Regions from separate parts of the Homo sapiens genome. Here region 2 is linked to region 1. A link is a contact called in ENCODE Hi-C data. All regions are on one chromosome and are shown on one strand. Each heading gives the region's core, a stretch centred on a gene start or an enhancer-like site at or near the end of the contact. The rest is flanking DNA. Distances are from core to core; before and after follow the strand shown. Region 1 holds the start of ABCB7 (ATP binding cassette subfamily B member 7). Region 2 holds the start of CYSLTR1 (cysteinyl leukotriene receptor 1).

What was found. Hi-C counts contacts between places; a loop is a spot of excess contacts on that map. Pooled maps may share reads with other maps.
Region 2: a loop to region 1 is called in a map of naive thymus-derived CD4-positive, alpha-beta T cell, with 10 times the contacts of the local background. The contact joins the promoter of CYSLTR1 here to the promoter of ABCB7 in region 1. A Hi-C loop is called at or near these places in 1 of 168 maps with a recorded cell type or tissue (naive thymus-derived CD4-positive, alpha-beta T cell), 2 of 37 single-sample maps with no recorded cell type and 6 of 50 pooled maps.

The regions. Positions count from the first base shown.
Region 1 is chrX:75,154,313-75,159,447 of GRCh38, forward strand. ABCB7 (ATP binding cassette subfamily B member 7) reads right to left here and starts at 1,971. Exons shown (of 16, transcript NM_001271696.3): 1 at 1,793-1,971. The coding sequence starts at 1,960. It also overlaps a transcript of UPRT not described here. RefSeq lists an enhancer at 1,652-2,081.
Region 2 is chrX:78,325,415-78,330,793 of GRCh38, forward strand. CYSLTR1 (cysteinyl leukotriene receptor 1) reads right to left here and starts at 2,197. Exons shown (of 3, transcript NM_006639.4): 1 at 1,891-2,197. RefSeq lists an enhancer at 2,369-2,418.

The DNA of each region.
Region 1 (5,135 bases), core at 721-3,220:
TTCTCCTTTTCCCTCTTCCCCCTCATTCTTCCAGCTTAAGAAATTTTATCTTAAGATATCTAATTTTATCTAAGATAACATTTACAAATTTTATCTTAACTTCATCTGCCTTATTGGAGAACTACAGAACAAAAACCATTCCCAAGAGATCATGTGTTAGAAACTTTCAACCATAAAATACTTTAAAAACCTTAATGAAATCATCTAGATTCGCTTCGTTAGCCTAATCTGCTATTTCCTATCTTGAATGACTCACTACAGTCTAAACTACGTGCAGTTCTAGAAAAGGTCCATGTTCTCTCTGACTTGTGGGCCTTTGCACATGCGATTCCTTCTTTAACTGGCTAACTTCTAATTTTTCAGCTCTTGCCTTAGATATCAGTTACTTAAGGCAATCTTCACTACCTTACAATTAGACTTAATACCCCTCACATATACTGTCCCATACCTTGTACCTTTCCCATTATTACACAGCTCCACTATATTTTAATTGCCGATTAATTTACATATTTCCCACTAGATTTTAAGCTCTTTAAAGACAGGACTTATATTTTGTTTGCTCCTGTAGAGGTGTTCAATAATTACTGAATGAATTATAAATGTCATTCCATCAGCCTTCCACATGCTTAGTGTCATTCCCTATTCTCCCTGTTCAGAACATTCTCCCCAGTTCTATCACCAGCATGAAATACTCTTTATAACCTGGTCCTTAATTATCACTATTTCCTCTGGATGCCTATAGCCTTTATTGTACATACTATTCATTTGCTAATTAACCCACCACTGTGTTTTTCAGTTATTTTTGTAATGCATAGATCCAATCTCCTTAACTAAACTGTACAATCCTTGAAGGCATAACTGTATGTCTCTCTTAGTACCCTATCATCTAGCACAGGGCTATGTACAAGGTAGACGTTAAATATTTGTAGATGAAGAATCAAAATTTAAGAGGTTGTTTCTCATACAAAACTGACAATATTTTAAAGTGATAGTGATAAATACGTGGTGGCAATTAAACCTCTTGTCAATACACAGAAAATAAAAAGATATACTTTAGTACAGTTAAGTACAAATAATTTTTTAAAAAACCGTTCCTGAGTGAGAGGTAATAATGGACTCAAATTTTAGGAGGCACTACAACCATAGCTACATTCATAAGTTAAGGATAAGTAGCCTATGGCTTCCAAAATGACCTGTGCACAGAGAACATCACTGTATTTTTCAGATCTAGGACAGTCATATTTATACAAGAATTTAGGGCGGTCTATGTTTTGGAAAGATAGTTACGGTTTTGGCCTATCAAGAAGCACGCCTGTCAGCAAGGGAGTTAACTGGCGCCACCTGTTTATAGATAGCTTGCTGTCATTACAGTGCTCTCCGAATTGCTAATTCCAACTGAGTAAAATCTGAACCACAGATAAACTGTCCCAAATTCCATTACTAATTGGGGAAAATAATCCAGTCTTCCTCGTCTTTAGAAAGGCAAGCAGGCTGGGAATGGTGTCTACCCCAACTCTTAATATGAGAGAAAAACTATGACTCCGAGAGCCTCCAGCGCTCCAGGTGTCCTCTGCCCAGAACCTCCTGCCCCGTTTCCCTTTGCTGAACTCAAAGGTTTTCTTCTTCGCCCTTTCCTCAAATTACTGACGTTAATTTCCTTCACTTACTGCTGCTCCCAGTTAGCCATGACTTTCTTCTTGGTGCTCTCTCTGCCCCGAGGTCAGGAGGGCAACCTTTTCCCTACAGGTCCCCTTGCCCTTCACCCTATTCTTCCATGTCAGTGGCATCTCACCTGGTAGGCTCGAGCGGTTCCCAAGGCGCCGAGTTGATGTGGCCTCCACTGCGGACCTGAGCCGCTAACAGAGACTAAAGGCCGGATCAGAATCGCGGAGTGCCGGCGCTTTTCGAAAGCAGCCGCCGCGGCCGCCCAGCGCCAAGAATGCATCGCGAGCAGCGCCATCTTGAGCGAGGAAAGAGGAACCGAGAGAAGAGGATTATGGGACACTGGCGGACTGAATTCGGCTACCTTAATTGTCTCTCCTCTTCTTGTTTTCCCAGGGCCCCAGACCGGAAATGGATTCTGTTTGAAGATTCGGATGCATTCGCACAGCCTCTTTTATTTGTTTTTCCTTAGGGCCGAGCTTTGATTGTTTTCCTTACACAACCGGGAATATTGGAGTAACACTGTATTTTTCTCTTTTCCTGGAGTTGCCAGATGAAATACAGGATGCCTACCTAGTTAAGTTTCAATTTTACATAAACAACGAATCATCTCTTCGTGCGTGTGTCCCAAATATTGTATCTGCTAAATCTGTCAACCCCATCTTGTCTCTCATAATACTCTCTTACCTCCTCCAACTCAATGTCACGCTCCCCTCTCTCCATTTTCCCTATGCATATTCTTATCTTCACTCCCTTCTGAATTAAGGAAAGATTAAACTACAGACGTTAATTTCCCCTGGGAGGAGGCTTCAGCTGTAAGATTTACTGCTTTTCTGTCCTGTAAGGACTTTAACTTTGCTGATTGTTCTCTGTTGCGCAAACCTTGGGGCAGTTTTCCTTTGGTCTGTTGCTCGTGGGACAGTCTCACACACACACACACACACACACACACAGAGAGACTACAGACATCTTTACTAATTTTGTCACTCTTTCTAGCTCTTCGCTTTGGTTTTTGCAGCGTCCCTAATTCTTGAAAAATCGCTTAGGTTGGCTGAAGGGTGGTAAAGTGAAATGTATGGAGAGAAGACCATGTTTAAAGACAGGCTTATATTCTTTTGTCACCACTATTATCAAACAAAATGTCAAAATATGTTTACAGTTATCTAGGAAACTGCATTTCCAGTTGTAAATGTTACCTGAAACCCCGGAGACAATAATGCAGTTGCAATTTTATATTCACTGCTGCATTCTCCAACTTTTCACACAAAAGAGACAAATAATTATGGACTTCTTATGAAGAGGTACTTTGGACTAGTAAGTCTGATAAAGAAAAACAGAAATCTGTAGCCCATGCAGTTAGCTTTTTTGTTCTGGGATTCATTCAAGGGGATGCTTGAGCTAGTTATTTAAAGAAAAATAGAATTCAAGTTGAAGAGGTTGACTGGAATTACACGTAAAGAAGATGACATGTTAAAAGCAAGAAGGCATAAGAAAATATTTTCAGGTTCAGGAGTCTATGGAGTTTGGGAAAGTAGTAGGAGGTTAACCTGAGTGAACAGAGACCTGATGGTAAAGGGCCTTCTATTTCATTCTAAGAAGTTAATACTTTATCCTATAACCAGTGAAGAGTTTTAATCAGGAGAGTAACATGATCAGATTTATATGTCCATTAAGCTACTCTGGCTTAAGTGAGAAGGTTGGATTGGACGGAGTTCATATTGAAGTCATGAAGTTAATGCAATAGTTCAGTCATAAAATAAAGGCCTCAACCTAGCAGTAGCAGTGGCAGTAGATCGATTGCAGGGCAATTAGGAGATGGAATTGGCAAGACTTAGTGACTAATTGGATGTTTCTAGCTTATTATTGTATTGTTGACAGTAGATCAGTAATGGCTTCATATTAATGACTATATTGTCATCAACAAATATTTATTCAGCATCTATTCTGTGTTAGACAGCTACAGTATACATTAGAGAAACTCTAGACTCTACTAATGATTTCTCTTAGGGCTGAATATTGCCACTGAATCTTACCACCCAGTTGTAAAGTCTTTGAATGGAGCCAAATTATTTTTTTCCAAAAGTAGTGCTCATTGTAAGCCAACTGTTTTGATCAAAAAGTGTGAATAACATTGAAATACCCAAGTTGTTACTCTATGATGAGCTAAAGTGAGGCAAATATTTATTTGCCAAATAAGCCGAAGAAAATTTCCAGGGCACCCAGAAATAGAACGTGAGGCATAATAAGAGTTGCACACTGCTGGGGAAGAGCAGCAACAAAAAGGCCAACTCAGCCTGTAATAACTTGACACATAACTGTCTGACATAAATTAAAGAGACAGAGGTATACACAATAAAAGCTGCTATAAATAGCTGCTACAACCACAGATCACATGATAGCACTTTATGTATGCAATAATTAAATGTGTATAGTATTTTGTAACTTACAATCCGCTTTGTCATACCTTATTTCATTTAGTCCTCACATCGACCATGGAAGATAGGTATTATTTATTAATATGCCCATATTTATGAGGAAACTGAGGCTAAGAAAAGTTGTGACTAGGTCAGAGGCCACAGAGCTAATGGGATGGAGACCAAACCTAGGTTTTATGACTCCAAACATAGTGCTCTTTTCACTTAATAACACCTGAAATGTGGAAGAAACACTTGAGCAATTTAAGAAGGCCACAGTGGTCTTCTGTTTCTAAAAAATACCAGAACTTATTCTCACCTCAGGACCTTTCCACTTGCTTTCCCCTCTACCAGGAATATCTTTCCTGTAGATTTTTAAATGACTTTTTCTTATCTTTCAGGTCTCAAAACAAATGTCACCTGCTTAGAGAAGCTTTCCAAGAGAACCTTATCTGAAGAGGCCACCCCCTGTCCCCACCACTCTGTATCACCATTGCCTTGTGTTATTTCCCTTAAAATCTTGCTATTCCAATGTGATCCATGGACCACTAGCATTGGCATTACTTGAGAGGTTGTTAGAACTGCAGAATCTTTTTTAGCTATTTTGAACTATACAGTAAGTTGTTGTTAACTATAGTCACCTGCCCTACTGTACTATAGAACACTAGATATTACTCCTTCTAACTACATTTTTGTACCCATTGACCAACCTCTTTTCATTGTCCCCTCCCTTCTGCTCTTCTTACCTTCTGATAACCACTATTCTACCCTCTACCTTCATGAGATATACTTTTTTAGCTCCCACATATGAGTGAGAACATGTGGTATTTGTCTTTTTGTACCTGGCTTATTTCACTTAGCATGATGACCTTCAGTTCCATCAATGTTGCTGCAAATGACAGGATTTCATTGTTTTATGGCTGAACAATATTTTATTGTGTATGTACACCACATTTGGAAGAAAGAGAATGTTCCCAACATAAAGAAAAGCTAAATGTTTCTTTATTTGATTATTACCTTGTTGTATATATTGTTTATGATATCATATGCATCATGTAT
Region 2 (5,379 bases), core at 947-3,446, 3.2 Mb after region 1:
GGTTTGTATTTTCAAGTCGCTTTCAGATTTTATATTTATCATTTTAAGAGATTTAGAAAATATTCCTATCAGCTCATTACTGCATTAGATACACAAAGGAACCAAGAAATACTAATGGCTGTTAACTTGCCAGAGAACACCCAGTTGTTTACATGTCAAAACAAGGGTGAACTCCCAGTTATCCCAGTTACCCCGTTTCTCTCCCATTGAAATCCATGCAGCAAGATAGTTTAGAGCAGCCACTGTTAGGTGTTAGGAACATGAGAATAACAAAATGGACCAAAGTAGAGGTCCATACAGGGCAATGTTATTTGGGAGATTATGATAGTTACCATTCATAGTATTGAATTCACAAGGTTGGGTATGTACCTTAAGAATCAGCACCTTCCCTTTATTATCCTTTATTATTGGTCAATTATACTGAAAATACAAATTTATAATTTTCTATACTGTGGAAGAGTCTTGCTTTTATGACAGATAAATAGTTTCTAAATGCATCAAAATTTCATTAAGGGGAGGTAGTAGAAAATGAGAATTGATGATTCTTGATTAGGAATACACTAACATGCTAGATTAAGTCTAAAAGCAAATAGCAAACTTTTCTTAACCTACCATTATCTGTGTGCTTACTGGCTCCCAAACTGACTTATTTTATTTGGAGGAACCCTGATTGGCTGGTGTAGTCAATACTTAGGGGAACTGGGGAAAATTTTTTTATCATGGATGAATGTAAATATAGCACTTGAGGTTGTTTATGATGTAAAAACAGATAGCTTTTAGTTCTAATTGAGCCATTAATAGTAAAACAACAACAGAAAACATTTCTGAATGATTAAGACTTCTGTAATAAAGTTAAAATTGTCTTGTAACAAATTTTCCTAATGTATTTTAAATGTAATACAGTCCTTTGTATTTTATAATGCATTGTAAAAATATAAATATTTTTGTTTTTAAAACAGTGTACAATCTAGTCCAGATTTAGTTACAATTTCTTTTAAAATAATCATTTGTTAGACATATGGTATCATAGTTTCTCTCTAGGTTTCAAAATAATCAGAATACTGGAAAGCAGAACCACTGAATTCAGTAGGTGGAACTTACAAACCCATTTGTTTCCTCTTGAAAACAGCCTTTTTTGTCGCTAAGTAGAAAAATGTTCCTGGCTAAAGATTTTATTAAAATGTATGAATCTTTGGCTCTGTGTAAACTTAGTCTACACCAGATGTGTCTGAGTTACTAAATAGATCATGCAATTTTCTTCTATTCATTTATAGTTGAGAGAGCTTTATTTTTACAGTCTCTGGCCAGAACTGGCCATTTTCTAGTTGTACGGTGTGTTTCAAGAAAATTTTTTAGCCTCTCTGAGTCAATTTTCTCATTCATAAACATGGACAGTAACACCTACCTTGTCTAAATTATAGGATGTTGAAAGGTTCAGGTGGGATAACAAATGTGAAACTACCTTGTGAAAATTTTACTCTCCACTGGTTTACCTTCAGTAATTACTACATATTTATTTTCCATATTGAAGGAAAATGTCACTACATTAGAGAAACTCCACTGAACCCTCAAAATGGGGATTTGAAAATGTATCTTACATTTCTGGCTTAAATTACAAAGGCACAGGAGGTTTGCGGAGTGTGTCTCCTCTGTATTTTGCCACGTTGAGCCCTAGCAGAAGCACTGAGCAATATTTGTTGACAGACTGATCATATTATCAGATTTCTGGCTAAGAAATAAAGCAGAAAGAATTCATACTAGCACCCAAACTTAAAGCAGGCAAGGCAGATAACTTATCCCCAAACTCCTGGGAATTTGCTAAAATTTACCATCAGCAACATTTTACTACATACTGTTCTGGTCTTAGTACTGAATACTGAGTCTCCTTACCTGCTAACTTCAAGGTCCACAGTTTACTGTCCTTTTGCGTTTGTTCTCAGAAGCAAGCTCCAAGTCTTCAGTAAATTCGATCTACCAGTCCTTGCAATTAATCCTTGTTGGCGAGCTGCACAGTATCTTGATACCCTGTAGGGTCGTAAAAGCACAGTCCATTCACAGAGTGCCTGCTCTATAGGCAAGCTTCTTTGCAAAGATGGGTTGCTGCTATTTTTAAGAGGGGAGAGAGCAGGGCACATTTGCTAGCCAATATATACAGATATACAGATTCTTCTTCCTCTTTCAGATTAGCCTTCAAACTGTTAAAGCACTCCCGGAGTCTGACTTCTCTGGTGCAAAGTGGGGGAGGGGAAGGGTCAAAGAGGAAGGAAGAATAGAAACTGGAGACTTGCAGGTTGCGTGTATGTATAAATAAACTTTTCTTCCTAGCTTCAGGAATAGAATTCTCAGGAAATTATTCAGCTGCTCTAAGATGGGAAGCAGGGACGAGTGTTCTCTCTTCAGCTTAGTTCTCTGTGATTTCTGTGACTGTGAGGTCATTAGACTATTTGTAGGTGGGGAAAGATAATCCTGCCAGTATATGCTAATATAACTGGCATTATGTGAAACTTGATCTTAAGTAACATAAATTTCATCTCTCCGTTTCTCTCTCTCTCTCCTTAATGACACTTGTGGCTCTATCCACATTCTAAAAAGCCTTTTCCTTTCTGGTTCCTTTTTGAGCTTTGTTTCCTGAAATCTTCATAACAATAAATTGCCTCCATTGGATTAAAACTGTTGTTTTCTTTTTTTGTCCCACTGAAGATGATCTGGAATGACTGGGCTTGCTGTCAATGGTCCTGTGTTGGAAATTTGGGGGATCAGGCAAGTGTTCTTGGCCTTTGGCTAGGCTCTGAGGTGTTAGAGCTGTGGGGTGCTCAATATGGCTTCTGGAGAAAAGGGACATAGCAGTCTGGTATGTGCTGATTGAAGCCTGGGGCAGCACTTTGATGTTAAAAACCAAATTGGTAAGATCATGATGTGAATTTGTTACATCAATTATCTTGAGTTATATTAAGAAGATTCTATATGGAGATGGGCATAAATATGTTGATGTTAACACTTTGTAAACATGCCCCATAACTAACAACTAGTTTTAGGTACTTGTAAAATATGAGCCCAGCAGTAGCCTTCTGGCTTGCTACCTGCTGTAGGAACAAAGTCATTTACTCAAATTTTGTATCTTTAGGTACAAGAATTACCTCACAACCAACCTGGGACAATCGCTTTAAGGCCCTTGAATCTTTATCTCTTTTCACAGAGTTCTGGATTGTGGTGGTGATGGTGATAGTTGGAGGAAAAGGCTATCCAACCACATTTGAAGGGATGTTAACATTTGGATTCAAGACTAGACTTTCTAATCCTCTCCTAGGGAGTTTTAGTAACTAAACTGACATTCAAACTAGTATTTCTTCAACTGAGTTTGGATCCCCAAATATCTACAGGAAAATTTATAAGTGAGACACAGAGTGAATTATCACTTTTCCTCCAGTCTGAAATGTTACAGCCATTTTGAGCTACAGTGGAAGGGCAATTCATACTCAGGAAATGAAGAAAAGAGAAAGGAGCTAGATCCTTTGTGGGGATAAGAGAGATCAGATTGTTACTGTGTCTATGTAGAAAAGGAAGACACAAGAAATTCCATTTTGATCTGTACCAGGAAAAATTGTTTCTGCTTTGATACCATACCCCAGCACAACACCCGTAAAGGGTCTCTGCTGAGGAGGAGTAGTGAAAGAGGGAGGTCTCTTTGCAGTTGAGATAAGAGGAAGGCTTCTGTCTCCTGCTCCTCCCTGGGAATGGAATGTCTCCTGTAAAGCCAACCATTCCCATTCTTTCTATTCTGAGATAGGATAAAACCGCCCTGTGGCTAGAGGCGAGATATGCTGGCAGAAATACTGCTCTGTTACTCTTTGCTACACTGAGGTGTTTGTATAAAGTGAAACATAAATCTGGCCTACATGCACATCCAGGCACAGTACCTTTCCTTGAATTTATGCATGATACAGATCCTTTGCTCACGTTTTCCTGCTGACCTTCTCCCCACCTGTTGCTCTGCTACACTCCCCTTGCCAAGATAGTAAAAATAATGATCAATAAATACTGAGGGAACTCAGAGACCAGCGCTGGTGCAGGTCCTCACATGCTGAGGCTGCCGGTCCCCTGGGCCCACTGTTCTTTCTCTATACTTTGTCTCTGTGTCATTTCTTTTCTCAGTCTCTCGTACCACCTGATGAGAAATACCCACAGGCGTGGAGGGGCAGGCCCCCTTCAATCCTTGAGCTTCAAGTTGGCACCGAAATAGCTGTGGCAGAGAGGGTGTTTCCTGTGGTTCTTCTTTGTGCTCCCCTACCTGTTTCTTTCATTAGCTAATTTTCTGTTCTTGAGCAATGGGGAAGGCAGTGATTCACCCATTCCCAAATGGGTCTTTGCCTTGTACAGCTGGATCAATTTACACCACATTTGCTATAAATGACATCAGACTCCTTGTCTCCTTGCTTCATCTCTTTATCTTTTCTCTTCCCATCCATCCATCTTCATTACATATCTACTCTCACATTCTCTTTCACTTTAGGAAAGGTTGAAGTGCCCAGAATGATACCTGTCTGCTGCTGTCTCTCTACTCTTGCTCATTTTCCCAGACTCCTTCAGTTCTTACTTTCTTATTGAGGTAAGGAAGACCAAATAGGGAGTGGTGAGGGAGAGGGGGGATAACATGTAGTTGGATGGGAAATCTGTCTCAATGAAGTAAGACTTGGGTAGCAAGATAAAGAATTTTCAGTCACAACAGCGTTCACACGTAAGTGACAGGATTCATAGCTTATGTGGACTCAGAGCTGAAAGAGGTAATGAAAAATCATCATCTGGTTCAGACTTTATATTAAATTGAATTTGTGAGGGTATGACATGTCTGATTCATCATTGTGTCCTCAGCTGTTAGCTCATTGCCTTGTTTGGTTTGTTGAATAAATAAATCTAGTCCAACCCTTTCATATTATAGATGAAAAAGCAGGCTAGAAAGAGGCTCTCTCAAGATGCCATTATTTTACCACAAAATCAAAAATAGTAATTTTTCTTTCTCCAGGACTGAAATTTTTTCACAGCCAATACTAATTGCACTTTGGAAGGGTAAAGAGCATGACTATACTCAAAGCCCAGCTCTATACAGACATATATGCTTGTTAAATTAAGTTTAGCCTAAAGCTGTCTCCTGGAAATATTTTAAGTTCAGCCTAAAGATTTCTCTGTACATAGTGAACTAAAACCTAACTAGAAGTATAAACAGACTGTAACCTACTCTTGTACCAGTCATCAAGATTGACCAAACGAAGGTAACCACCTGTTCCAACTATGTTCAAATAAGGAAAATGCCAAGCTGTAACCAATCCAGCTGTTTCTGTATTTCACTTTGACTTGCTGTACATCACTTTCCTTTTTCTATCT